Linked DNA regions of Homo sapiens: region 2 is linked to region 1. Evidence: chromatin contacts called from ENCODE Hi-C or POLR2A ChIA-PET data. All regions are on one chromosome and are shown on one strand. Each heading gives the region's core, a stretch centred on a gene start or an enhancer-like site at or near the end of the contact. The rest is flanking DNA. Distances are from core to core; before and after follow the strand shown.

Region 1 (4,155 bases), core at 847-3,346:
CAATAATCTCTCCATTCTTTGAGCATCTAGCATATTACTGGACTCATGTGTAATCTCTCTCAGCCTTCTAGGTTTTATTTCCACACATTTTCCTTCCCTTCAACCCGATTCCAACTGACTTCTTTGTATTCAGTTAGCAAACAGGAGTGTTCCCCTAGCTTCATCTTCTCTGTTTTTAAAAGACGGAGTCTTTGGAGTGCAGTGGTGAGATCCTGGCTAACTGCAACCTCCACCAGGATCTGATTCTCCTGCCTCAGCCTCCCAAGTAGCTGGGACGGCAGGTGCCCACCACCACGCCCTGCTGATTTTTAGTAGAGATGGGGGTTTCACCATATTGGCCAGGCTGGTCTTGAACTCCTGACCTCGTGATCTGCCTGCCTTGGCCTCCCAAAATGTTGGGATTATAGGCGTGAGCCACCATGCCTGGCAAGTCTTGTTTTTTCCAAGAAGTTACTTGGGACTTAGGCAGATATGATCCGTCTTCTTAGGTCCTCCTTCTCATCCCTGTAAGATGAAGGTGATTGGAAGACCATGAGGTCATCCTTAAGGGGTCCTGTATCAAGGTGTTAAGTAGGTTATCACTTCCACCTTGACTGTTAGCTGGTACCTGCAGTACTTTTTCCCAGAACTTTGGATAAATTCACCAAGATCTACTTGTGAATACATTATACGTAGTAGATTAAAGAGGCTATAAGCTAATGCTTTCACTTTTTCCTCTGAATCCTAAGCATTAGGCACTTAAAACGGGTGTACTCCAAGACAAAGATGTGTTATCAAGTGAAACAAAGTCAGGGTGTCTGTCTCACACAGTTTATTTAACAATAGGTAATAAGAAATCAAATTTAACAGTCTATACAGTGATCCAAAGTTCATATTTATAAGTAATCAACTTTAATTGCATGATTTACAACAGTTGAGGGTTTTTGCTATTTTCAAGTTTTATAGAAAGTGTGTGTGTGTGTGTGTGTGTGTGTGTGTGTGTGTGTGTGTGAGTGGGGGGTAGGGTAAGGAGGAAGAAAGCAAGCAAAGAAGAAACCCCCAGGGACATTTTGCATGTTAAAATCATCCCACCGGAATCGTTTCTTACCCTCTTTTTAATTTTTTTACTTTGTTAGATGTAAAAATAACGAAAAAAATTCTTTCAAGAAACAGAAACCACAATATATAATACATCAATTTGGCAGCTGCCCCTGTATATTTTTGAAAAAGTCATTTTTCTCTCTACATGTACAAATTATTTTAATACTTGAAGTTTTACGCTCAGACTTACAGAATAGAAAATTTTCTGGAGCACAAAAGTTGACTTGAGGGGAAGAAAGGCAGTTTTTTTTTTTTTTTAAACATTTTTTAAAAGAATGAACATCTTTGCACCCAGAGAAAAAAAACTGGTATTTTAATATATATTTATATATATTTATATATATATAGAATGTAATTTTAAAGTAACATTAACCCCTTTTGTCCTCTGGTTTAGAAATGTTTTAACTCTTCCATAAAGTGAGGAAAATAGGGAAAAATGTCAACCATCTGCACCAGTAAATAATAACTATTAATATTACATATGTTCATTAATTTAAAAAAAATAATAAAACCTATTGGAGGTGCAAGGCAGGAGCATATTGTTTGGCTTCACAGGCCTCAGCCTCCTCCCAGTGCACACTTGAACCACACACACAAAGGGGAAGAAAGGCTGGTGGTAACCAGCCATAACAAAAATATATTCTTTGTATTCTATCATCCCTCAGGTTCATCTTGCATGTTTGCTTTAAACCACAAACGGCTACTGCACAGTTCTTATGTGTTCCAAGGAAAATTGTCTTTTAGGCTACGAAAGATTCAAAAAAATTGTTTTCAGTACAAAAAGTCTTGTTAAGAGAAAATAATTTTTTTGCTCCCAAAATACTACAAGGTGTCTCTAGTGTATGTCTAGTGTACTCTGTGAGAGGTTTGAATTCAAGTCTGAGTTATCGGTGCTGAGTCCCAGGTCCGTGGCGCTTGCACCATGGAGGTTTGCCATGCCTGGATTGCTAGCAAGCTGAGAAAGCATTGAATTCTGGTCCGGGCTGGCAAAATGCCCTTGTTCCATGGGGTTGGCCTGGGCAGCTACCAGTCCAGGATGTGGGGAACTTGTCTGTGGGGAAACGTGGTGTGGAGAAGGCTGAGGCTGCATCCTTGGGGAAGGACTGGAGTGGGGGGGCTGGGACTGTGGCCGTGGAGAAGGGACAGGCTGGGGAGAGCGCACTTGATTGGAGAGAGAATTAGGGATCTGCTGGCCTTGTAGGTGTGGGGACTGGGCCTGATTTGGGAGCATATGCTGCTGGGGGCTCATGGGGTTGGGCTGAACAGGGGACCCCATCTGTTGCTGAAGGAGTCGCTGCTGATAGGCCTGTAGACTGGCACCTGCCTCTGCTCCCAAGGCCTGGGGAAGCTGGCCTATCTGTCCCATATTTCCTTGTTGCATCTGTTGCATGTGATGCTGCATCCGCTGCTGCTGCTGTGGTGGGTAGCCAACTCCTTGGGGTTGCTGGAACTGGTTATGGTTGGCCATTCCAGGGCCTATTCCTGGCCCTGCTCCCTGTTGCTGCTGCTGTTGCATCATTTGCTGTCGTCTCAAGATGTCTCGGAATTGTGAAGGCATGGTGTTGTGGTTCATGTTCATCTGCTGAGCCTGGGGGCTCATCCCTCCCATGGGTGGCTGGAGTTGCTGCTGTGGTTGCTGCTGGGGCAGGCCAGCCCTCTGAACGCCCGCCTGCATTGGATTCATGTTCTGCATGGCTGGATTGGAGTGGACCCCCTGCTGACCTGGCATGGTAGGTGGCTGTAGCCCTGGCTGCCCCTGGGGCATGCCAGGCTGCCCAGGGATGGGTTGTGGATTAGAGTTGGCATACTTGGCAGCCCGCTGCTTGATGAATGCAGCCAACAGCTGGGGGTTGGCGTGAAGGATACTAAGCACCTGTTGCTGCTGCAGGGGAGAGCTGGGAGACCTGAGAGTCCGCAAAAGGTTTTGTAAGGCTTGTTGAGACACAGTGCCTGGTTTGAGTGGGCTGATACCTACCTGGCCCAATCCTGGTTGTGGAGCCATGTTCAAAGGTTGACCATGCTGGGCCACTGACATCATGGCTGGCCTTGGCATCCCAGACTGTAGTTGCTGGGGCTGAGGCAATCCTCCTTGGCTCCAGGGTGGCTGTTGCTGCATCCCTGTCGGTCCCATCCCTGGCTCCAAATGCCCACTGGGACCTCTGGTCATGGGAGGTGGGTTCATACCCATGGGGGCCATGGGAGTCATCGGGGGCATCTGGTGTTGGATTGGCCTTTGAAAAATTTGCACGTGGGCCATCTGGCGCTGCGTCTCCGCTGCTCTCTGAATCTGCATTGCCATTTCCACTGCTGCAGGTGGGGGCCCTGGAAGGGGTGGCTGAGCAGTCTGAGGAGGGGTTGGAGGGGTCACCTGGCCTGCTGCCTTACCCTGGGACACAGGGCCAGCAGCTTGAGTCCTGGGCAAGTAGGGTGGCATGCTATTGGGAGGGGTAGGCTGAGGCTGAGAAGTGGGCTGGGGCGTCTGCGGGGTGGTTGGCTGTTGGCCAGTTGGTGTCGTTGGAGTGGCAGGAGTGGGGGAAGGGAGGCCCTGTTGCTGCCCAACCACACCAGTCCGCTGCATGCTGGCCATCCTCCTGCGAAGCATTTGGGCCTGCTGTAGTCGGTGCTGCAGCTGTTGCTGCCGGAGCTTCTGCTTGATGTTTAGGCAGAACGGCACCGGGCATTTGTTCTCCTGGCAGTGCTTGGCATGGTAGCAGCAGAGGGCAATGAGCTGCTTGCAGATGGGGCACCCGCCATTGGTTTTCCGTTTGCAACCCTTGGTATGCTGCACAACCCGCTTCATCTTCTGGCAGGATGGCAGTGAGCAATTGGCATTCCGACACTGGCAAGCATGGACCAGAGACTGGATGCAGCGCTGGATACTCAGGCGGCGAGAATCGCCTGGGCTCTGGGTGGCTGCAGCCTGCTGGTTGTTGCTCTCATCATCTAAGCCAAGGCCTAGTTTCTCCATTTTGTGGTCATGGTTTTTAGTGTTATAGCAGGTGATACACAAGTCATAATCCTAGGGAAAAAACAGGAGGTGCACGTAAACTCTCCAAGATTTAAGTCATTCAAAAG
Region 2 (4,087 bases), core at 936-3,435, 82 kb before region 1:
AAACTGAGGCTCAGGGAGCTTTCCTACTGGCCAGGAGTTGTCTGGCCTGTCCTATACTTGTAATGGGGTGAGTTGGGGAATGAGTTTTGGACCCAGGACCAGAGGGCCTCCTGGGCAGACAGGCCTACCCTGGAGTTTGATTGATGGTTCTCTGTGCCTCCCTGACCACTGATTTGATTAGGTCTCTGGGTCTCGGCCTTGCTGACCTATGCCTCTTGGGAGCTCAGACGCCATGGTCTGGGTGTCTAACCAAGGCCTGCAGGTCCTTTGGAATCTTTTTCTTCTGGGCAGTGTGTTTAGTGTGGTTTCTGTGCCATGCACCATGAGAATAGAAGGGCCCAGAGGAGTTGGTGGGGCAAGAGGCATGGCCCTGTGCTTGAGAACTCTCCATACCCAAGTTGGACTCCTGCAGGAGCTAAGGCCATCACCACGTGGCCTCCAGGGAATCTGGGAGAATGGGGGTGACCTAGCAGTCGGCTGCTGCTGCTGAGTAGCTTCCTCAGAGGCTGGTCTTTGGCAGAAGTTTGATGTCTCTACCCTGAGTGTGTGCGTGATCGTGTGTGCGTGATCCACCATCACCACCGTGGAGTCAGGCAGGTGCTGGCTCTTCTGTTCCTCAAGGATGGCTGTGTGCAGTCTCATGCCAGGAGTTAGGCCAACCCACCCGCCATGTGCGGCTTTGCTAAATACTTACCGGGTGACCTTGGCCAATTCACTCATCTCTCAGAGCCTCAGCTTCCTCATCTGTAAAGTACGGCCAATCCTGCCTGCCTCCCAGGCTGGTGTTGAGGTTGAAACAAGAAAATATGCCAAGGATGCCCAGGCCCTAGCAGGTGCTCTGCAAACATCAGGTGTTCTGCAAATATCACTTCTCTCGGTGCACTCGCTCGTGATTCTTTTATGTCGCATTTACCATGGGCTCTGATTCCCATCGGTCAGTCTCCGTTTTTCAGTGCTTTTCCTAATGGTGTAACCAGGGTAGAAGCTACTTCCTGGCACCACACCAGGGACAGGGCAAGCTGGGTGTTAGGTTTTTACCACCAGCAGGCAAGCTCCTGCTGTGCCTGGCCAGCTTTTAGGCACAGGCAGGTGTCAGACAGGTTCGTCTGGACCGTGGACTTGGCAGCTGGCTCCCTTGGACATTGTGGAACGTGGAAGAGAAGCTGGAAGATTTGGGCTTTGGTCCAGAGTCCACCACTTGTTTATTGACCATAAGAAAGTTTCCGTTCCTCTTACCCTGAGTTTCTTCAGCTGGAAAATGGGAGCCATGATTTTCCCACCTAGCAGAGGGCCTTAGACAGTGAAGTGAGCTGACTAGGAAGTCCTTCCCCTGGACCTGGCTAAAAGTTCATCCACTCCATGTGGTCTCTCCCTTTCCTGAGTAGGGCTTGGTCTCCCCGTCTCGAAAGTGAAGCTAAACCTCTCAGGCTGGTGTGACACAGCATTAGAGATAAAAACCTTGTGTAACTGAAGTGCTGGACATATTTAAGGTGTGACTGTTGAGCTGTTAGCAGTCCTGCGTCCCCTGACCTGCACCGATGGGTGGCGTGGGATGTTGAAGAGCAGTTCAGCAGCAGTGGCCACCCCGCTGGGAGAAGGGGCTCCTGCCCATGACCAGGGCCCCTTGCCTTTCCCCACAGATCCTGGCTGCAGCTCTGACCGAATGTCACCGGAAATCCAGTGCCCAAGGCAAGCCTCTGGCCCTGAAGGTCTTTGTGGCTGGCAGAAACCGTCTGGAGAATGATGGCGCCACTGCCTTGGCAGAAGCTTTTAGGGTGAGTGGTTTCTGTCCATCCTGCCCCTGCAGCCTTGAGGTGCACTCGGCATAGTAGGCTGACAGTTCTGGATGCTAATCCCAGGGCTGGCACTCAACCAAGAGACCTGGGGCGTCACGTGCCCTCTCCAAGCCTGTTAACCCATCCGAAAATGAGCCAGAATTCCTGTCGTGCATTTCTGGAAAGGTGTGTGACTTTCCGGAAAGGTGTGTGACTGGCTCCCACTGGTGAGCCAGCCCCTATGGGGCTTCAGGCCAGGCAGGCCACTCTGACCAAGGAGTGTCATCTGCCAGGCTCAGAAGTGGTGAAGTGAGATGGTGCGAGTGCTGACAGTAGCCTGGCCCAGCCACTGGTGTGGGGCACAGAGAAGGAACATACCAGACCTCCAAGACAGGGAGATAGGCAGGGGCAGCCGCAGGGCTCAGGTGCCAAATGACGTGCTCTCAGGTGACCTTATCCCCACTCCTCTTCCACTCTCCTCTCCCCATCCCCGCAGGACATTGCTGAGTCCCCGATCGTGAGTGCCAGCAGAAGGCTACACTTGCCCCTAACAGGACTGAAAACTTTGGGGTCTGTCTCCCTCCTCTCTTTCCTGTTTTTTTTGAGGCAGAGTCTCATTCTGTCACCCATGCTGGAGTGCAGTGCGTGATCTTGGCTCACTGCAGTCTCCGCCTCCCAGGTTCAAGCAGTTCTGCCTCAGCCTCCCGAGTAGCTGGAATTACGGGCACCCGCCACCACACCCGGCTAATTTTTGTATTTTTATTAGAGACGGGGTTTTACCATGTTGGCCAGGTGGTCTCGAACTCCTGACCTCAAGTGATCTGCCCGCCTGGGCCTCCCAAAGTGCTGGGATTACAGGCGTGAGCCACCACGTCCGGCCCCTCTTCTCTTAATTTAAATGTTTTCTTCAGCAAACAGTATCCTAGGAGCATTGCTCATACGGGCCGGAATGTCCTGGCTGCCCATCGAGGCTGTCTGTAGATACCCTTTGCCTGCTTCAGTGCCAAGTGAACATCGCAGAGATCTGCCTTGTGTCTCCCTGCACCCCTGGCTGCAGGGGAGCTCCTGCTGCCTCCTCTGGAGCTGGTGGGGGCCTCACTGCCATCCTTGGATCCCTCCCTGCCGTCAGCCTGCTGTCCTCAGTGCACTGGGAGGAGGGGGTGCGCTGTGGTTGTGTTGAGCCTTCATAGGTGTCCTCTGGTGGGCTTAGAATGGGGGTTCTTAATCCCCCCCAGTATGTGGATAGAATTCAGGGGTCTGTGAACATGGATGAGGAAAAAATAACATTATTATTTATTACTAATGTAGCTAAAATATGTAGTGTGACCTTTGATTATAAATGTAGACAATAAACCTCACAGCATTAGAAAGGCCTGTGACTACCCACATAACAAACAAGCACATGTAGTCCCTGAACCCAAAAAAAAAAAAAATTTTATTGAGGCAGGGTCTCGCTCTGTTGCCCAGGCTGGAGTACAACGGTGCAATCTCAGCCCACTGCAGTTGAAGCTTCCCAGGCTCAAGTGATCCTCCCACCTCAGCCTCCCGATTAGCTGGGACTACAGGTGTGCACCACCATGCCCACCCAGTTAATTTTTGTATTTTAGTAGAGATGGGGTTTCACCATGTTAGCCAGGCTGGTCTCAAACTCCTGACCTCAGGTAATCCACTCGCCTTGGCCTCCTAAAGTGCTGGGATTATAGGCATAAGCCACTGCGCCCAGCTTAAAATTTTTAAAAAAATAAAAAGAAAATCTTGTGACTTTATCCCCAGTGGAAATCACAGGTATTTCATATGAAGTTATAGTTACTGCTGATATATAGAAATATTTCTCACTACATCAAAATTACAGTAATAGTGGACCCACCCCTAGATCTTGTTATTTGGTGCATTAACAAGAAGTTTGTATATCACTACAGCATGCGTTTGGAGTTTTTTCCTAAATGTTTTGATAACTGTTCCAACTGAGTTGATTTCCTTTGTAATTCTGTGTAATTTATCTTAAAATTTTAAAAAAACATTTTTTGAGGAGGGGACCCAGGGGCTTCACCAGACTGCCTGAAGGGTTCATGGCACAGAAAATACTAAGAAGGCCTGACCTGGAGTGTGCCCAGGTTGGCCTTCCTGTATTTATTTGTGGACCACCCGCTCCCCCCATTGCCCTGTGCTGCACTGAGCACCTGAAGACAGCAGAAGATTCCTTGGCACAGTTAAGCCAGGCCAACCCTCAGTCCTGGGTCACAGTGGAGACTGGGACATGGCCCTCTCCTCCAAAGCTCAGGGGCCGATGGGATGCAGACGGAATATAGGCT

What was found. A loop is a pair of places that touch in the nucleus more often than their neighbours do. ChIA-PET counts read pairs that join two places held with the same protein, here RNA polymerase II (POLR2A).
Region 2: a loop to region 1 is called in a map of heart left ventricle, with 2.3 times the contacts of the local background. The contact joins two enhancer-like sites. A Hi-C loop is called at or near these places in 1 of 168 maps with a recorded cell type or tissue (heart left ventricle). POLR2A ChIA-PET finds 5 or more read pairs at or near these places in 6 of 52 experiments (HEK293, HEK293T, PC-3 and 3 more).

Annotation. Positions count from the first base shown.
Region 1 is chr22:41,176,717-41,180,871 of GRCh38, reverse strand. EP300 (EP300 lysine acetyltransferase) reads right to left here. Exons shown (of 31, transcript NM_001429.4): 31 at 795-4,099. The coding sequence ends at 1,916. Among named protein-coding and RNA genes, the nearest start is that of EP300-AS1, 19 kb to the left of the region's middle. Within about 2 kb of position 2,096, at least 3 of the 41 ENCODE cell types and tissues checked have a DNase peak (open chromatin) inside an H3K27ac peak, as active enhancers do.
Region 2 is chr22:41,259,134-41,263,220 of GRCh38, reverse strand. RANGAP1 (Ran GTPase activating protein 1) reads left to right here. Exons shown (of 16, transcript NM_002883.4): 6 at 1,641-1,775. Among named protein-coding and RNA genes, the nearest start is that of MIR6889, 8.1 kb to the right of the region's middle. Within about 2 kb of position 2,185, at least 5 of the 41 ENCODE cell types and tissues checked have a DNase peak (open chromatin) inside an H3K27ac peak, as active enhancers do.